2 separate regions of the Homo sapiens genome follow, and region 2 is linked to region 1. The links are chromatin loops, found by intact Hi-C in ENCODE. Cell type or tissue: psoas muscle. All regions are shown on one strand. Each heading gives the region's core, and the rest is flanking DNA. Links, peaks and the distances in the headings are about the cores only.

Region 1 (3,929 bases), core at 665-3,164:
AAAAAAAAATCCCCAAGTGAACGTTCCTTGGGTGACCAGTGTGCCACCTCTGCATAAGTCTATGAAATCAAAGGCCCTGGGACAGCCTCTAATATGGTAGCTTCATTCCAAGGAAGAGTTTAAAGCACAAAGAAGAGCTGTTCTAGTTAGTATGAGTCAGGGCTAAATGTTAAGTCTCCTGATGCTCACTGGGGCACACCATCTCTCAGCATTAGGTGCCAATACATAACATGCCAAATGGGTTTGATGTGAGAAAGGAAGTGTCTGCCTTATAGGAATCACTTGGCCTGCATCTACCCCAGGATTTCCAAGCCTCCCTTTGCCAGCACTGGAAACGCATTTTGAGAAATTGGAGTTGGGGCCAGAAAGCATTCTATTCCCATCACTGGAATCTGTGTGGCTTCTATTTGCAACTCCAGTAGATGTGAAACTCTTAAAATGATTTTTTCCAGGGTAGGAAGGAACACAATGATGTCTTTGGCTAAACAGTGCCGGGCTACTGCACAGTTCAATCCTGAGCTAAGTGAAGGGGGAAAAGTCCGGGGCACTAATCTGGCGTGACTGGCAGCACCCGATGGGGTAAGGAGGACAGATGAGAAGGGTAGGAGAGGACTGGTGGGGATAGGGGAACAGGGAAGGGATGGAAAGGCCTGCTTCTGAAGGCTTGCATCTAACAGAAAAGGAAGGGAACCTCCCTGACTTACCATGCGGGACCCAGGTAATTTTCATACTGGAAGCACAATCTACAAAATGCTTCCCTCCAACCCATCCCCATAGGTACAATTTTACCAAATAAAATCATTCATACTCACATCCAAATTTGCCAATCTGAGCAAAATATAGTTAGTAACAAAGGAAGGCAATTTTCATATTTTATCATTCATCATAGAAAAAAAGCTTTAATATTTTTTAATTAAATACAGAAGAAAATTGTGTTGCCAGAGAGATTGTTTGCCTGCCTTTGAACAAATTAACAACACCTGTTTGCAAACAAAAGAATTTCCAGAATGGAGTCAAACCCTTTATTCTCTGTTCAGGACCCAGCCCATTCATGTCTTTTGTATACAGTATCAAACACATAGTAGGTGCTGAATAAGTATCTGCTGACTGAATGGGGTGCCTCTTTTATCCCTATCCTTTATTTCCCAACCCTAAACTGGATCTTGATCCATGGGGAAAATATCCCCACCCATCCATTCCTAGAGTAGCCCTGTCTCTTTCAACAGTCTTTGATACATAACATTGGTTTAGAGACATATGCCTGAAGGGAAAAGAGGGAGGGTTTCAGGCAGAGAAAGAAACACACAAAGACAGGGCACAGAGACTAGGCAGAAACAAAAAGATCTAAGACAGAGAGAGAGAGTAACTGAAACACAGGTGCAGAGCGGGAACAACTGTGGGAGACAGGGACAGAAAAACCAAGTCAGAGAAACTTAAAACGCACACCATTGGAGATAAAGAGATAAAAGGGCTGGGCCAGAATGATCATCTTGAAGTTTCTACTCAGCTTTAATGTTTTCTGATAGAGAAAATGGCAGAGAGAGAGGAAGACACGGCCTAAGCAGGAGGATAAAGAGACAAAGGAAGTTAGTAGAGGCAGAGGCAGCCAGCCAGGCGTGCCTAGCCGGGAAGCCTGGTCCTACCCCGGCCTCACACCCACGGGGATGGGCTCCCATGCCCACTTTCGGCTCCTACCTTAAGTCCAGCCACCCTCTTCCCCTACCCGCCCCTAAAGATCTCCAAACCACTCGGCAAATCAAATCCTCTCTCCCCAACATCCTCCGTGAAGCATTCTCGCTGCTCCAGCCCGCACTCAGCTCTTCCCCTCTCAACTCCTAAAGCCACACCCACCTCCCCTAACCACAGGGCAGGGCTGTTTTCGAGTTTGCCCTTGGCTCCTATGAGCACATCTTGACTCCTGCAAAAGAACTGTGTGCTTGTCAGGGCTCCAGACCCTACCTCCTATATTCCAGTATTCTTCATGACACCAGCCCAATGCCCGGTCTTCCTAAGTGCTCAGTGAATACTTTAGGGCCTGACCGGCCCTAAAGTGCACGCGGGGACCGTGGCCGTCCCCTGGTCAGTTTGGCAGGCTGGCCACGCTGAGGCCATCTCCTGGGCTCCTGCGCCCTCTGCCGGCCAGGAGGGGACCCGCACGCGGGACAGCTCGCGGCCGGAAGGGCGCGCCTGCTGCTGGGAGGCTGGCGAGGACGCGGGCGGCCCTGGCACCGTCCGAGGGTTCTGGGAAGGGTGGTGGGCACAGCCAGGAACAGCTGCTGTGTTCCTCTTAGGCGTAGGAGAACAACCCCTCTCGCCCCTACACCTCCTCCGGCCCTGCCCGCTGGGCGCTCAGAGCTTCTCGTCCAGCTCCAGGCCCTGGTTATCCCGGGCGCCCCCGCGCTCGGGGCCTGGGCTGCCGCCGTGTGTCCCACTCAGGTAGTTCTGGATGGCGGAGGCGCAGTCTAGCCGCTCCATGACGGTCATGAGGTAGTGCAGCTCCTGCAGGCTGCCGTTCTGCTCCTCAAACAACTCCAGGATGGCCGCTGCGGGGCTGCGCTGGCAGGACAGGAACCTGGCCCGAGGTAGGGGAGGAAGAGAAGGGTGTAGGAGCAGGGAGGGGCTCCCCCCCTGCTGCAGGCTCCCTGGGCTGCGCAGCGCAAGGTCCGTCCCTTCCCCATCCTGTAGCTTTTGTCCTTGTCCTGCTCTTGCCTGCCTTCCAGGGCACAGGAGGTGGGAAGCCCCAGGGCTTTGAAACTTGAGATTGTCCTGGCTTGGAGGCCAACTCTGACCCCTACTCCTCTCTAGGCTTCAGTTTCCTCTTATTAAGATGAGGGCTTAGACAAGAGGACCTCTAAGTTTGCTACAGTTCTGATGTTCTGTAATTGCCTTCTCTACCTCCCCCACTCCAAATACACCCCTAGCCTCCCCCTAGCCTCCTAACTCCCTCCTTCCTCCCTCTCTCCTAGGCCACAACATCCTGCTCACTACTAAGGAAACAGTTGCTGTAAACCATGGCTTTTTATCACGACTCTCCCGTCCACTAAAACCTTCCAGAGTCTCTCACCTCCTAACCAGCCCACGCTCCATGAGCCTTTCTGGCTCATCCAGCACCTGGCCTTGCCCTGTCTTTATGCTTTCTCTCCTTTCTCCCATCCTGAACCCCCTTAGCTCAGGCCTCTCTCTTTCTCGCCTTGCACACACTACACCCACAGCCACCTCTGCTACTCCCCAAAACAAAATGGCTGATCTCTTCCCCATCACTTCCTCCCTGAAGCCCTTTCTAGTTCACCCCTCCCAGGTGGAAGAGAACATTCTGCATCCCTCAGTTCAGACTTCTGGTCATAACGCCCGCAGTTCATTATTATTCTTGCTTCAGCTGTTTTCTGTCTCTCTTCAATGTGTTATACAATACTGGATTCTTACAGGAAGGCACAAGGAACACTTGCCTTTATTTTTCAAGCTCTCTGAACCCTTTACTAGTGTGTGCGCTCCTAGGCGCCGGGACCATGCCTCATTCATCTTGTATCATAGTGCTTAGCACAGTTTCCAGGGCATAATAGGTACTTGATAAATGTTTAAATGAATGATTTAAAAATCCACCCTGTAGTTTGCAGACCAGCCTGGCCAACCTGGTGAAACCCCGTCTGTACTAAAAATAAAAAATTAGCTGGACATGGTGGCGTGTGCCTGTAATCCCAGCTACTCGGGAGGCTGAGGCAGGAGAATTACTTGAACCCGGGAGATGGAGGTTGCAGTGAGCCAAGATTGCGCCATTGCACTCCAGCCTGGGCGACAGAGCAAGACTCCGTCTCAAATAATGATAATAATAATAAATAAAAATCCACCCTGTTTTCAGGGTCCAGCTCTAGCCCCATCACCAGGATAAAGTCTTCCCTGACCGCTGCACTCATAGTGTAGTTTCTGGAGCT
Region 2 (3,929 bases), core at 547-3,046, 120 kb before region 1:
TCATGTATTCATTATTCACATCCACATAAGCACTTCTACATGTGAGAGCTGAGATAGTCACCAGGAATACAGTATCGATAAATGCATGAGCCCTCGCTGCCTTCAAGGAGCCTATAGTCATGCATTCCTGCATCTGTCATGTCCCCTGCTTGCACTTGTCTCTCCTGATCATTTCTGACCCTTTGTGGCTCACCTCTATAATATACACACCTAATTGTTTACCTTCTCTGTGAACTGCCATGACTGACAACCCTTCCTCAATGCCATACACACCCTATGCTTTTGTTATAGCACTTTTCAGACTGCCTTGCAATCGCCTCTTCATTAGCCTGTGAGCTCCTATTGTGAACCCCCGAGGCAGCCACAGGGCCTGGATATTAATAATGCTTAGTCAGGCATCTGCTAACTAGCCACCCTAAGGACTGGGGGCACTGTGAAGGCAAGTTCAAATGTTGGGAAGAAGTCACCAGCTATTGCTTAGAAACCAGAGCAGGGGATGCAGGCAGGTCCTGAACTACAAGCCAAAAGATGAGAGAACACAGAGAGGAAGGAGGGCCATATTGGCAAAGGACAAAAACCCCTGTCCCTCTTGGCCCTTCCTCCAAGCCCCAAACTCCTTGACTTCTCCTCCCAGAGGTCACTGCACAACCAGGAATCCACCCAAAAGAAATATGAAGCTTTCATCTGTTTAGCTGTTTGGCTGGATGGGCCCTTGTTTTTATACTCACGGGTCTAGTTAGGTAACACTCTTCCCTTTCACCAAAGTTCTGCAGCCCTCCACCCCCACCCTCCTTGATCTTCAGACATGGCTCATTGTGTTTCTGGCCCTGCCTGCCTCCTTTCTAACCCATCCTTCTTAGTCAGTTCATCAGAAAGTGGTTTCCTGATTGATTCTTCTCAATGGGTTTTCTCAAAAGCCCTTTTAAATTAAATTATATTATTTGTTCCAAGGTAACTAAAGCCAACATAAGCCAGCCCAAGTTCCAGTGCAGCTCAAACAGGTGACTTCTCATATGATGCAAAGGTTCTTAATTACAGACCACAGAATTCACTCTAGTGGATTTAAACACAAGGGTCTTTATTAAGAGGTAAAAACAGTGAAGAAGGCTGAAGAAACAAATCTAGACGAATAGTTCTCAACCCTTGCTTTACATTAGAATTGCCAAGAGAGCTTACAAAAATAAAATGCTCATGTCTTTGTTCAAGCCAATTAAATCAGAATTTGTAGTATTTTTTTTAAAGGTCCAAGTAATTCTAGTGTATAACCAAGATTCAGAGCTATTACTCCAGGCCAATGGGTCGCAACCTTGGCTACATACTGGAATCACCTGGGAAGTTTTAAAAATGCTGATGCCCAGGCACCACCCTTAGAGATTATGACTTAATCTGGGGTGTGGCCTTGGCACCTGCAGTGGTCAAAGCTTCCCAGGTGATTCTAATTAGAGCCTTGGCAGAGCTCCAGTATAGTCTAGGCCAGTACTTCTCAACCTTGACTGGGTGTGTGAATCACCTGGGGGTGTAGCTGATTCTTTAGGAGTGGGCTGGTGCCTGGGATTCTACTCCTGATCTGTGGACAACAGTTTGAGATGCTAGGCATTAAACTGAACTTCCAGGATTGGCTCCCAAAATTACAGCACAGAATCGGGCCGCCTAAGGAGCTGCGGCCTCCCCTGCAACCAGGAAGCTGCGGTATCTGACATCTGCCACCAACAGCTGTTAGCAACAGAGCTAGCACTCCTGCAGTGACACCCACTGGCCAAGTAAATGTCCACACACTCCACCTCTCTGCTCAGTGACTTAGATCCAAATCCAAATCTTACCTGACTACAGCTGCTTGGTGGATCCTAAGGCCACACCCTGAATCTACCTGCAAAAGATGCCTGGGAAACATATTTGCCAGCTCTTCAGTCTCAGCACGCTAGAGAGGGATTGAAACAAGTGTTGAATAAACCAATTAGCAGTTATGAGAACAGTGCCAGGAAAGTCACACTGCCTACCTTACTGAAGCCTGAAAGTCTACCATTTGAAAATAATTTCTTAAAATTAAGCACTGTTGGCCGGGTATGGTGGCTCCCGCCAGTAATCCCAGAACTTTGGGAGGCCGAGGCTGGTGGATCACGAGGTCAAGAGATCAAGACCATCCTGGCCAACACGGTGAAACCCTGTCTCTACTAAAAATACAAAAAATTAGCCAGGCGTGGTGGTGAGCACCTGTAGTCCCACCTACTCAGGAGGCCGAGGCAGGAGAATCACTTGAACCCGGGAGGCAGAGGTTGCAGTAAGCCGAGATCACACCACTGCACTCCAGCCTGAGTGACAAAGCAAGACTCCAAATCAAAAAAAAAAAAAAAAAATAAGCACTGTTGATAAATGCACAAGGTTATCCATGCCAGCAAAGAATTACCAAAGAATTAGAAACAGCCTTAGAAGACTGGCTAATCATGAAGCACCCTTATAGTGGAATAAAACTATGCAGCTAATGAAACAAAAAAATAAAAATAAAAATAAGGCAACTCTCAATGGGCTGATATTGAAGGATCTACAAGGCATATTAAAAAGTAAAATGTAAAAAAGCAAGATGCTATAATTTGTGCAAAAGGGATATAAGAAATACATGTACCTTTATGTTAGTAGGGACCCTCCGGAAGGATGCATACAAAATAGGATTCAGATACTGATTTCAGAGAGGGGAACTGGGTGGTTAGAGGATGGAGATGGACCATAGGCTTGGCACAATACATCTGTCCTACCTTTTGGATTTTGCACCTATTATATAAATAAATACAATCTGCTTTATAAATGAATTAAAATCTGCTCTATGAAAACGCCCTGCAAATTGTGACAGATGCATGCATGAATTTATTCAACACAGATGTACCTAACCCTCTCCCCATTCTGAGCCCTGTCTCAGTTCTGTGGAAGGGCCATGGCATGGTCCCCAAGACTGTAAGACCCCATGCCACAATGTGGTGAGTGCAACCGCAGAGGTGGACACACAGAGCCCCAGAGCACAGAGGAGAGGGTGATTGGTTTAGTCTAAGGGGCCCCGAGAATGTGGTCTATAGAAGGCATTGTTTGAAGGGAGACTTAAGGAAGATGTAAAATTGTGCTTGGTGAAGAAGAACATTCCAGACAGAGAGAACAGCTTGTGTGGTCTGGGGCTTGAGAGAAGGCACAGTATGCTCTGAGCAGTATGAGATAATAAGATGGCCAGAGCAGAGGTCATGGTGTCGGGGGTATACACCCACATGCATCTCCCTGAGCTCCCCACAACTCCCTGTTTGCGTGAGGATATACAGAGCAAATCATCACTGGATGGACTTTGAGGTTGGGAAGCTTTGATCTGAGATTCCCAGCTGTAGAGTGGTTCTCTTCTCCTGACCGAGTCCATCTGAAAAATGCCAAACAACAGGAACTACTAGACTCAGAGGTAGACCCAGCTGCACTTGATTATTGGTTTGCTTAGAAACACCTTGAACTAGGCTGGGTGCGGTGGTTCACGCCTGTAATCCCTGCACTTTGGGAAGCCAAGGTGGGCAGATCATGAGGTCAGGAGTTTGAGACCAGCCTGGCCAATATAGTGAAACCCCGTCTCTACTAAAAATACAAAAATTAGCCAGGTGTGGTGGCACGTGCCTGTAGTCCCAGCTGCTCAGGAGGCTAAGGCAGGAGAATCGCTTGAACCTGGGAGGTAGAGGTTCTGGTGAGCCAAGATTGTGCCACTGCACTCCAGCCTGGGCAACAGAGTGAGACTCCGTCTCAAAAAAAGTAAATTAATTAAAAAAAGAAACACCTTGAACTGAGGCAAAGAAGAAGCTAGACAACCTGTGCTCTTAAAACACTATTGTGAAATTTTAGGACCTTTATCTGAAGAAACTGCTTCATGCTTTGAAGGAGTGATGGGTCCTCCCACCACTGCCCACCGCCCA

The links. Peaks named below come from ENCODE experiments on the same cell type or tissue, not always from the same donor. Only the 100,000 strongest peaks of a DNase experiment are listed, where the experiment ranks them.
Region 2: a loop joins it to region 1, with 2.6 times the contacts of the local background. A loop is called at or near these places in 5 of 110 quality-filtered maps.

Annotation. Positions count from the first base shown.
Region 1 is chr6:41,026,024-41,029,952 of GRCh38, forward strand. UNC5CL (unc-5 family C-terminal like) reads right to left here. Exons shown (of 9, transcript NM_173561.3): 9 at 872-2,572. The coding sequence ends at 2,350. Among named protein-coding and RNA genes, the nearest start is that of UNC5CL, 11 kb to the right of the region's middle. RefSeq lists enhancers at 1,686-1,755, 1,826-2,025 and a silencer at 2,166-2,275. In psoas muscle, for the core only: a CTCF peak has its summit at 2,145 (motif pointing left); a DNase peak (open chromatin) is centred at 2,138; H3K4me3 peaks cover 2,340 bases; H3K27ac peaks cover 2,056 bases.
Region 2 is chr6:40,910,796-40,914,724 of GRCh38, forward strand. All of the region lies in intron 1 of LOC101929555 (a long non-coding RNA gene), which reads right to left. Among named protein-coding and RNA genes, the nearest start is that of UNC5CL, 130 kb to the right of the region's middle. In psoas muscle, for the core only: a CTCF peak has its summit at 1,752 (motif pointing left); a DNase peak (open chromatin) is centred at 1,726; H3K27ac peaks cover 414 bases.